Linked DNA regions of Homo sapiens: region 2 is linked to region 1. The links are chromatin loops, found by intact Hi-C in ENCODE. Cell type or tissue: sigmoid colon. All regions are shown on one strand. Region 1 has its middle 39 kb from the start of SOD2. Region 2 overlaps FNDC1 (fibronectin type III domain containing 1).

The links. Peaks named below come from ENCODE experiments on the same cell type or tissue, not always from the same donor. Only the 100,000 strongest peaks of a DNase experiment are listed, where the experiment ranks them.
Region 2: a loop joins it to region 1, with 8 times the contacts of the local background. A loop is called at or near these places in 93 of 110 quality-filtered maps.

The regions. Positions count from the first base shown.
Region 1 is chr6:159,652,065-159,657,064 of GRCh38, reverse strand. No RefSeq gene overlaps it. Among named protein-coding and RNA genes, the nearest start is that of SOD2, 39 kb to the left of the region's middle. In sigmoid colon, a CTCF peak has its summit at 2,327 (motif pointing right); no DNase peak of the experiment used is centred here.
Region 2 is chr6:159,171,551-159,176,550 of GRCh38, reverse strand. All of the region lies in intron 1 of FNDC1 (fibronectin type III domain containing 1), which reads right to left. Among named protein-coding and RNA genes, the nearest start is that of FNDC1-AS1, 4.0 kb to the right of the region's middle. RefSeq lists an enhancer at 1,940-2,234. In sigmoid colon, CTCF peaks have their summits at 1,929 and 2,135 (motif pointing left); a DNase peak (open chromatin) is centred at 2,090; H3K27me3 peaks cover 3,269 bases.

The DNA of each region.
Region 1 (5,000 bases):
CTGTTAATCTGATACGTTTTCCTTTATAGGTTACCTGGTGCTTTTGTCTCACAGCAGTTAAGATTCTTTCCTTCATCTTAACTTTAGATAACCTGATGGCAAAGTGCCTAGGTGATGATCTTTTTACGATAAATTTCCCAGGTGTTCTTTGTGCTTCTTGTATTTGGATGTCTACGTCTCTAGCAAGGCCAGTTTTCCTTGATTACTCCCCCAAATATATTTTCCAAACTTTCAGATTTCTCTTCTTCCTCAGGAATACCAATTAATCTTAGGTTTGGTCATTTAACTTAATCCCAGAATTTGTGGAAGCTTTGTTCATATTTTCTTATTCTTTTTTCTTTGTCTTTGTTGAATTGGGTTAATTCAACAACCTTGTCTTTGAGATCTGATTTTCTTTCTTCTACTTGTTCAATTCTATTGCTAAGATTTTCCAGAGCATATTGCATTTCTATAAATGTGTCCAGTGTTTACTGAATTTTTGATTGTTTTTTCTTGAAGCTATCTATTTCCTTAAATATTTCTCCCTTCACTTCTTGTATTGTGTTTTTTTGGTTTCCATGCATTGGGCTTCACCTTTCTGTGGTGCTTTCCTGATTAGCTTAATAACTAACCTCCTGAATTCTTTTTCAGGTAAATCATGGATTTCTTCTTGGTTTGGATCCATTGCTAGTGAGCTAGTGTGATTTTTTGGGGGTGTTAAAGAGCCTTGTTTTGTCATATTACCAGAATTGGTTTTCTGGTTCCTTCTCATTTGGGTAGGTTCTGTCAGAGGGAAGGTCTAGGGCTGAAGGCTGTTGTTCAGATTCTTTTGTCCCATGGGGTATTCCCTTAATGTAGTACTCTCCCTCTTTTCCTATGGATGTGGCTTGCTGTGAGCTGAGCTACAGTAATTTTTATCTCTCTTCTGGGTCTAGCCAGATTCCGGCTGGTATTGGGGGTTGTCTGCAGAGTCCTGTGATGTGAACCATCTATGGGTCTCTCAGCTGTGGATACCAGCACCTGTTCCAGTGGAGGTGGCAGGGGGCTGAAATGGACTCTGTGAGGGTTCTTAGCTTTGGTGGTTTAATGTTCTATTTTTGTGCTGGTTGGTCTCCTGCTGGAGGTAGCTCTTTCTAGAGAGCGTCAGCGGTGGTAGTATGGAGAGGAACTGGCGGTGGGCGGGACCCTAGAACTCCTCAGAGCATATGCCCTTTGTCTTCAGTTACCAGGGTAGGTAGGGAAGGCCCATCAGGTGGGGGCAGGGCTAGGAGTGTCTGAGCTTACTCTCCTTGGGCAGGTCTTGCTGCTGCTGCTGTGGGGGTTGGGAGTTAGGTTCCCAGGTCAATGGAGTTGTGTTCTTAGGAGGATTATGGCTGCCTCTGCAGAGTCATGCAGGTTGTCAGGGAAGCGGGGGAAAGCCGGGAGTCATAGGCCTCACCCAGCTCCCATGCAATCCGAAGAGCTGGTTTCACTCCCACAGTGCCCCTGCCAACAGCCCCAGCAGGGCTTCAGAACTTGCCCCAGGCTACCCACCTCCCAGCTGTGAAAGAAAAGGGTTTGGTTCTTTCCTTGCCTGTGGAGTCTGCACACCAGATTCGCACCCTCCCCCGAGTTCTGGGCAGGAGGCTTCTCACCCAGTTCAAATTGTTACAAAGTTCAGCTGGAGACTTCCTTCTCCCCGTGGCATCCTTCCCCCACCTCCACCATGCCTCTGGCCACCCTCCCGAAGGTGCCTGGTGGTGCCAGGCAGGAATGGCCTGCTTGGGGGCCAGTGAGCTCCCAGCGCCTTTCCGCTGCTTCTTCTACCCCTGTAATTCACTCAGCTCTCTAAATTGACTCAGTTCCAGGTAAGGTCAGAAACTTCTCCCGTGGAGCTGCACCTGCTCGGAGGAAGAGGATATTCTTCCTCTTCTGGGTCTTACAATGTTGCCCCACGAGTTAGCTTAGGCCTTGCTAGCAGTCTTCTCCCTCCTTGAGTCCTGGCCTGGTACCCTACTCCCATTTCTTCTCTTTTCTAGGGAATTCATCTTTGCCAAGGCTGTTGAGGTTGGGGTGGGGAGTGAAAAATTATTTTGTCTTTATTATACCCTCTAGATGAACCTCTTCTCTTTAAACTCCCCATTCTAGAGTATGCCCTGGGGCTCATCTGAAAATCAAAAAACCATCTGCCATCTGCTCTGAGTTTCAGATTGAATTCCTAGGCATGCCTCAAGGTTAAAAGACCTCTGTTTCCATTGCTCTCCAACAACTTCTAAGGTTAATGTCCCTTAAAAGCTCCATTTTCCATCAACCAAGTAAATCTCAGAATTCTTTTTTTCTATTAACTTAAATATATTTGTTCCATAACCGGTAGGTGGCAGTATTTCTACACTTTTCTGCCTTTCACGTTATAGGATTTACCTAAAAGCAGAGTGGGTTCAGGGTGTTGGAACAGTCTTAAAGGAGTTCTGCTAAGACACATATTACCCAGAAGTTTTTGTTTTGTTTTGTTTTGTTTGTTTGTTTGTTTGTTTGTTTGTTTAGATAAAACAGAGTCTCACTGTGTTGCCCAGGCTGGTCTTGAACTCTTGGGCTAAAGAGATCCCCCTGCTTTAGCTTTCTGAGTACCTGGGATTACAGGTGTAATCCCTAGAGATTACAGGAGCTCTACCCAGAACTTTTTTGTTGTTGTTCACTGAGAACTGATAATCTTTTACTTTATTTTCATTATCAAACTTTTAAATTATTTTTATTCTGAGACAATCTAAAATTTACATAAAAGTTGCAATTATAGTACAAGAACCTTAGTTTTTCCAGAGTCACTGGGGTGTAAGTTGCTGACGTGACGTCCCATCACCGCTTAATACTTTATGTGCATTTCCAGCAAACAAGGCCATTCTCCTCCATAGCCACCATATGGCCATCAAAATCAGGAAATTTACGCTGATACCTTACCATCTTGTAATCCTCAGATGCCATTCAGATACCATTCACCAATTGTTCCAGTAGTGCTCTTTGTAGCAAAACCCAGTCCACAATCACCCCGAGTATTTACTTATCATATCTCCTACCATCCTTCAAACTGGACTGGCTCCATAGTCTTTCCTTGTCTTCCATTACCTTGATACTTTTGAGATTACACGCATTATTTTGTAGCATATCCCTCAATTTGGGATTGTCTAAATTTTGTAATATCAGATTCAAGTTACGCATATTTGGCAGACATCTTATTGCATACCATCAGATGGCACACCGTGTTGATTTGTCTCATTATCAGTGATGTTAACTTTGATCACTTGATTCTCCTCGTGTCTGCCAGCCTTCTCCATTGGAAACAGATTCTCTTTCCCTTTGTAGCTAATAGGACTTTTGTGAGGAGTTACTTTGAGACTATGTATCATGTTTATTATCAAACTTTCAAATTATTTATTTATTTATTTATTTATAGACTGACGAATTTTTATTTCTTTCAATAGGTTATTTTGATGCTCAAATTGTTTCAGATTTAGTCAGTGGAAAGTACTTCGAGATGTCTTTTATGACCTTTTGATATGCCCATCAATAATTTCTGGTACAACATGTTCAAAGTTCAAATTGTATTTCCTCTGATCCCAAAGCAGCCATTTCTCCTCAGAGCCCTGGGTCTTTTTGTGTAGAGTGGTTTCGAGTGAGCTCCTTGCTGTTAGAGTATCATTGCTTGTGGGTCTTTTTGATGGGCAGAGCTAAATACCTATATAGATATATATGTATAGCTATACATATATACATATACACACATACTTACAGATATTTTTATATGTACGTATACATATACAAAATATATACATATATGTATAGATATACATATGTATACATATATACATATACATATATGTATAGATATACATATGTATACATATATAGATATATGTATAGATATACATATGTATACATATATACATATATGTATAGATATACATATGTATACATATATAGATATACATATATGTATAGATATACATATGTATACATATATAGATATACATATATGTATAGATATACATATGTATACATATATAGATATACATATATGTATAGATATACATATGTATACATATATAGATATACATATATGTATAGATATACATATGTATACATATATAGATATACATATATGTATAGATATACATATGTATACATATATAGATATACATATATGTATAGATATACATATGTATACATATATAGATATACATATATGTATAGATATACATGTATACATGTATAGATATACATATATGTATAGATATACATGTATACATGTATAGATATACATATGTATACATATATAGATATACATATGTATACATATATAGATATACATATATGTATAGATATACATATGTATACATATATAGATATACATATGTATACATATATAGATATACATATATGTATACATATATAGATATACATATATGTATATCTATACATATGTATAGATATATAGATATACATATATGTATAGATATACATATGTATAGATATATAGATATACATATGTATAGATATATAGATATACATATATGTATATCTATACATATGTATAGATATATAGATATACATATATGTATAGATATACATATGTATACATACATACATACATGTATAGATATACATATGTATACATACATACATACATGTATAGATATACATATGTATACATACATACATGTATAGATATACATATGTATACATACATGTATAGATATACATATGTATACATACATGTATAGATATACATATGTATACATACATGTATAGATATACATATGTATACATACATGTATAGATATACATATGTATACATACATGTATAGATATACATATGTATACATACATGTATAGATATACATATGTATACATACATGTATAGATATACATATGTATACATACATGTATAGATATACATATGTATACATACATGTATAGATATACATATGTATACATACATGTATAGATATACATATGTATACATACATACATGTATAGATATACATATG
Region 2 (5,000 bases), 480 kb after region 1:
CTGTTCCTCGACCAGAGATGTCCTTCCTCAGCATCTTTCTCCAACTAATGCCTATGTCCTTCTCAAAAGGGCTCAAATATAGCTGGCCTTGACCTCCCAGTCAATTCACCCTCAAAACACCTGTGCTACCTCTGTCCTAGCACGTATCACCTGTCTGTATTATCCTCATCCAGCCCTCCTTGCCTGTGTGTCCTCTGACAGCAGGCACTATGTTCATCTGACTTTGTGTCTTTGTCTGACTCCCAGTAACCCTTGCTGAATGGATGAATGAATGAATGAATGGACCTCCTTCAAATGGAGACTCACACAAAGTTAGAGCTGGGGGGCCCTTCACAATATCTAGGTCAATCCCCTTGCTTTGCTGATGAGAAAACTGAGGCCTGAAGAGTTATGACCCACCCAAGGTCACACAGCCAAATTGGTGGCTCAATTAGGACCTAATAAACCAGATGAAGGGACGTGACACCATAAAACAGTCCCTAAATAGCAGAGCCCAGCATTTAAATGGCACATTTCTCCTGAGAAGTTCAAGACACTTTAACGCTGTGAGCATCAGCCTCACCACCTCTGTGAGATGTAGGGACTTGTCAACCATATAGATTAGCCACTAATGTTTCTCAGCATTTTTCCTTGACTTAAATGGTCCAGTAAACAAAACTGAGTGTCTTAGCACAAGGTGGTAGCACTTCCGGGAGCCTTCTGGTTAAATACAGTCTCAAAGGTTCAAAGTTGTGATTTCCACGGTAAAGATCAAGCACTCACAGAGAGTAGCAAAGAGTTTGGGTAACAGGTTAGACACCGAGCACCGGCTCTAAGATGCCAACAGGCGAGCTTAACAGGACCACCAAGGAAAGGGGGCTTCCCCACAGTGAGGACCCTGCTCACATCCACAGGCCAAATCCATCTTGTAACAGAGGCTACATTCACTGCCACTTTGTCTTAAGTTTAGCCTTGTTGGAGTTCAACACATTTCAGTACCTCACATAATCATTTTTCAACAGCCGACAGCAATGTTACAGAAGTAAACTCAGGAAGGCATTCTGAGCAGATCAAAGATGTGAGTGTTGGCACTCACATCCAGCCTAGAGAAGAAAACAAGGAGATACAGTAAAAGCTCAAACCAACCAGAACAGGGGTGTCTGCAGGGAGAGTGTGGGATCTGGACCGCAAAGACTGAGTATTAGATTACAGACTTAGGGAAAACCAGTTAACCTCTCTGACCTCAGCTGCCCCAGTAGCAAGATGAGGATGTTACTGACTTCGTAAGGTCACTGTGAAAATTAAATTAAATAACAGAGAGAAATGGTGAACTCCGTAACACTTTAAACTGCCAGTTATTATTAAAAGGAAGTAAAAATGTACACCTAGGAATTCCTCATAAAACTGAAAATAGAATTATGTAGATTGTACTTTATAGATTATAAGGATGCCATAATTAAATCATTTCGTCCACATGTAGGAGACTGCGGTAAAAAAAATGTGAGCAGCATCTACTTTGTAATTAACATGAACACCTCTCAAGTTATTTTGCTACAAGTGTAGCATTATTATAATAATTAGAATACATAGTATATAATTATAATAATTTGACATTATAATTGTAATATTATCCTCTCTGGATACAAAAATTAACATTGGTGGTGGAAGGGAGAGGCTGAGACGGGACCCATCAGGGCCAAGGAGGCAGTTCCTGAGGCTGGTACCCCTGAGACATCCCTTGCTCTCACCCCATCTTCCAGCTGCTGCATCTTTGGTGGAGGCCTGCAGAGGCACCAGCGGCACCCCAACAGCCAGCGGGCTTCTGACCCCAGCTGCAGGTCTAGGCAATTTCCTTTCTCATCAGTGCTTATTTGAATTTGCTAACACGCAGCCATTTCGACTCTTAATTAGTGATCTGTCCTTTCCCATTTAATATATGAAGAAAGCGCCAATGAGTAGAAAAATTGCCAAAAGGCAAGCACTAAGGGAGAAACAAGGCAGATAACTGGATGTTTGTCCTAATTTTCTTATCTCTATAAAGCCGCAGCGACAGCTAAGTCCAACTAGGGCTGCACGGAAGGGCCTGCGGGTGGTGGCTTCGGCTCCAGAAGTCCAGGAGCGCCCTCTAAGGGCCTCAGAGCGCAAGCGCTGCCCAGGCCGGGCCGAGGGAGGAAGACGCAGGTTTTTCATAAGCAAGGATAACTTTTAGGAGGGAGGAAAACGGGGTGCTCACGAATGTGAATAACCAATTCACATACCTCCCTGATTCCAAATGTTCTAACATACATCTACAAAAGTTGGTAAAAGAGATGGATGAAACAGTATCCACCACTGTCCCCCAGCGACCCAGCTCTCCATCCCAAAGGCACCAAAGTTTGTAGTTTCATGGGTATTCTAACAGAAACGTTCTGTGCAGTTACAAGTAAATACATACACATACATAGTCCTTTCTCTCCTTTACTTTTATACCTTTAAATACCTCTATTTTTTAACTGAAATAATAGCTTCTGATAACAGTTTAATTATAACTCAAGAAATCCCTAAGTTCCATGGGGGGCCAATGAAAAGAGGTCTGCTCCTTAATCAGCCAAGGGTGATGGAGCCTCTCCCGAAATGTTTGCTTCCAGGCTCCCTGCCCCCCTCATCCCTTGAGGTAGGAAGAATAATGATCCCCCAAAGATGTCCTTGTCCTAATCCCGAGAACCAAGGATGTGGGCACCTCTAGAAGGTAAAAAGAGCATGGAAATAGATTCTCCCTTAAAGTTTCAATGCAGGCCTTGATTTTTGCCCAGTACCGCACATTTCAGACTTCTGATCTCTATAACTATAATAAAGATCATAAATTTGTATTGTTTCAAGTCATTAAGTGTGTGGCAATTTGTTATAGCAATAGGAAATGAATACACTCTCCTTCCCCTCCTGTTTTCAGGGAACGGGCCTTTAGAACTTAAGTATGATGTGAATGGTCTTGGTAGAGTATATTCATCATGCTCTGGAACTGTCTGGTGATAACTTTCCAGGGGTGCAAATTGTCACTCTGCAATCCTATTACAACCTCTGATTCCACAGGAATAAATTTCATGATCAGTTGATGAACAAAACAGCTCTTCCATCTGCCATTGGCGGGTGCCAGTGCACAAAAAAGGAGAGAGGGTCTCACCACGTTCTCTCAAAGAGGACTGAAGTAACAGGGAAACCCCATAAAGCCACATGCAGGTTGAGCCACAGGCGAGCTTCTAAAGGCTTCCAGAGATGGAAGGAGCCTCCTTCAATTGACCTATTCTGAAGCGCGGAGACTAGCCCAAGGCCCCCAGAGGTGCAGGACAGCACTGCCACTCACACCCAGGCATCCTGATTTTTAACCTACTTCCCTCCGTATATACCAGTGTGTCTCAAACATTTTGGTGTCTGAATTATCTTCTATTCTTAAATTTACGAGGATGCCAAGGAGGTTATGTTTCTGTGAGTTTTATCTATCCTTATTGACTTTACTGGGAATTAAAACGAAAATATGTACTTATTTATTTTAAAAAACAATAATAAACCATTACATGTTGACATACAAATATATTTATATGAAAAGTAACTGTTTCCCAAAACAAAGAGAAATGAGTGAGAAGAGCAGCTTTGTTTCTACATTTTGGCAAATCTTTTTAATAGAATATCTCCGATCTGCTTATGCATTCAATCTATTGCAATATGTCGTTTTGCTTGGAGAAAACCCAGCCTCACACAGATGTGTAGCTGGACAACTATTTCAATAGCCTTTTTGGATAATTTTGAAAAATCTTTGATATTACACCAAAATTCATCAAGTAGCCAATTCTTAGAATCTGAAATCATATGAAGAATTTTTCATATTTTGTTACATTAAAAATCCATTGGGCTATCATGCACTTTGAACAGACCTTTTACCCATGCAAGATTGTTGTAAGGCTATACACTGGTCATTTGGATCTATTGGTTTATTTGGTTATGCAGATCATCCAAATGTTGACACATTTTATGAGATGACATTTACAAATCACATTCATTTATATCACCATTGATCTCACTAGAAAAAAATTTAAATATTGGGAAACTTTCAAGCTTACAGTGGTGGAAACAACTTGGCAAAATTCTGATTTTCACTTGAAAGCTGAAATGTTATCATTGGCAAGCAATAATAGCAGTTATTTTACTAGAAGTAGCAAGTTCCCTTTGTTCATTTTTGAGAAAACATCGGCCAAATACCCAAGTCAGAATAGCTCTAGTTTGTCTGTTGTCATTCTTTGTGGTAAATACCACATTCCATTTTAAAAAACCAGCTAGCTTAATGCATAACACAAACAATCACACCAGTGCTTCCCCCTGGGGTTGCCACTGAACTTGGTCATCAGCAGTAGTAACTTATGTGTCCTTCCCATTTATTTACACTATTAAAAAGACATACACTCAAAGATACAAAGATTTGGTAAAATTAATAATTTTACTGTGGCATCAAGAACATTCTTAATGAAACTGGCAAATTTTTTTTAACTGCAAAGTCCCCCCAAAATTCAAAGACTACTAGTGCATGGTGATGTCCCTGCCTTGATTCTCAGTAAGACACCCGCAGTTTACCCATCAAGCTTTTGCACCCTCAGTGCAAATGTCAACTGTGAAAAAGGAAAATAGCATCTTAGTAATCTTAGTATTACTTTGAAAATAGTTTTGACATGGAAAATTCCCTAAAAGCTTCTTTAAAGAAGAAAATAAAAATCATCCCTAACCATCCTAAGATACCCACTGCAAATATGTGCATGTGTGAGTACATCCACATGTGTTTAGAAAAATGTATCATACCAGACTGGCAAGGCCATCATAATTTTAATGTTTGCATAGTATCCTATTGTAGGGATGAATATGAGTGGAGGAGGGGACACTGCTTGCTTATTTTGTTTTATGTTTAATTGACCCTACACTGAAGGGCTTATCCAGATCTTCAGTGTGTCCTGCTTTAAGCAAAGTCCCTCGGAGCCACTATTATGTGGCCGTGGGTA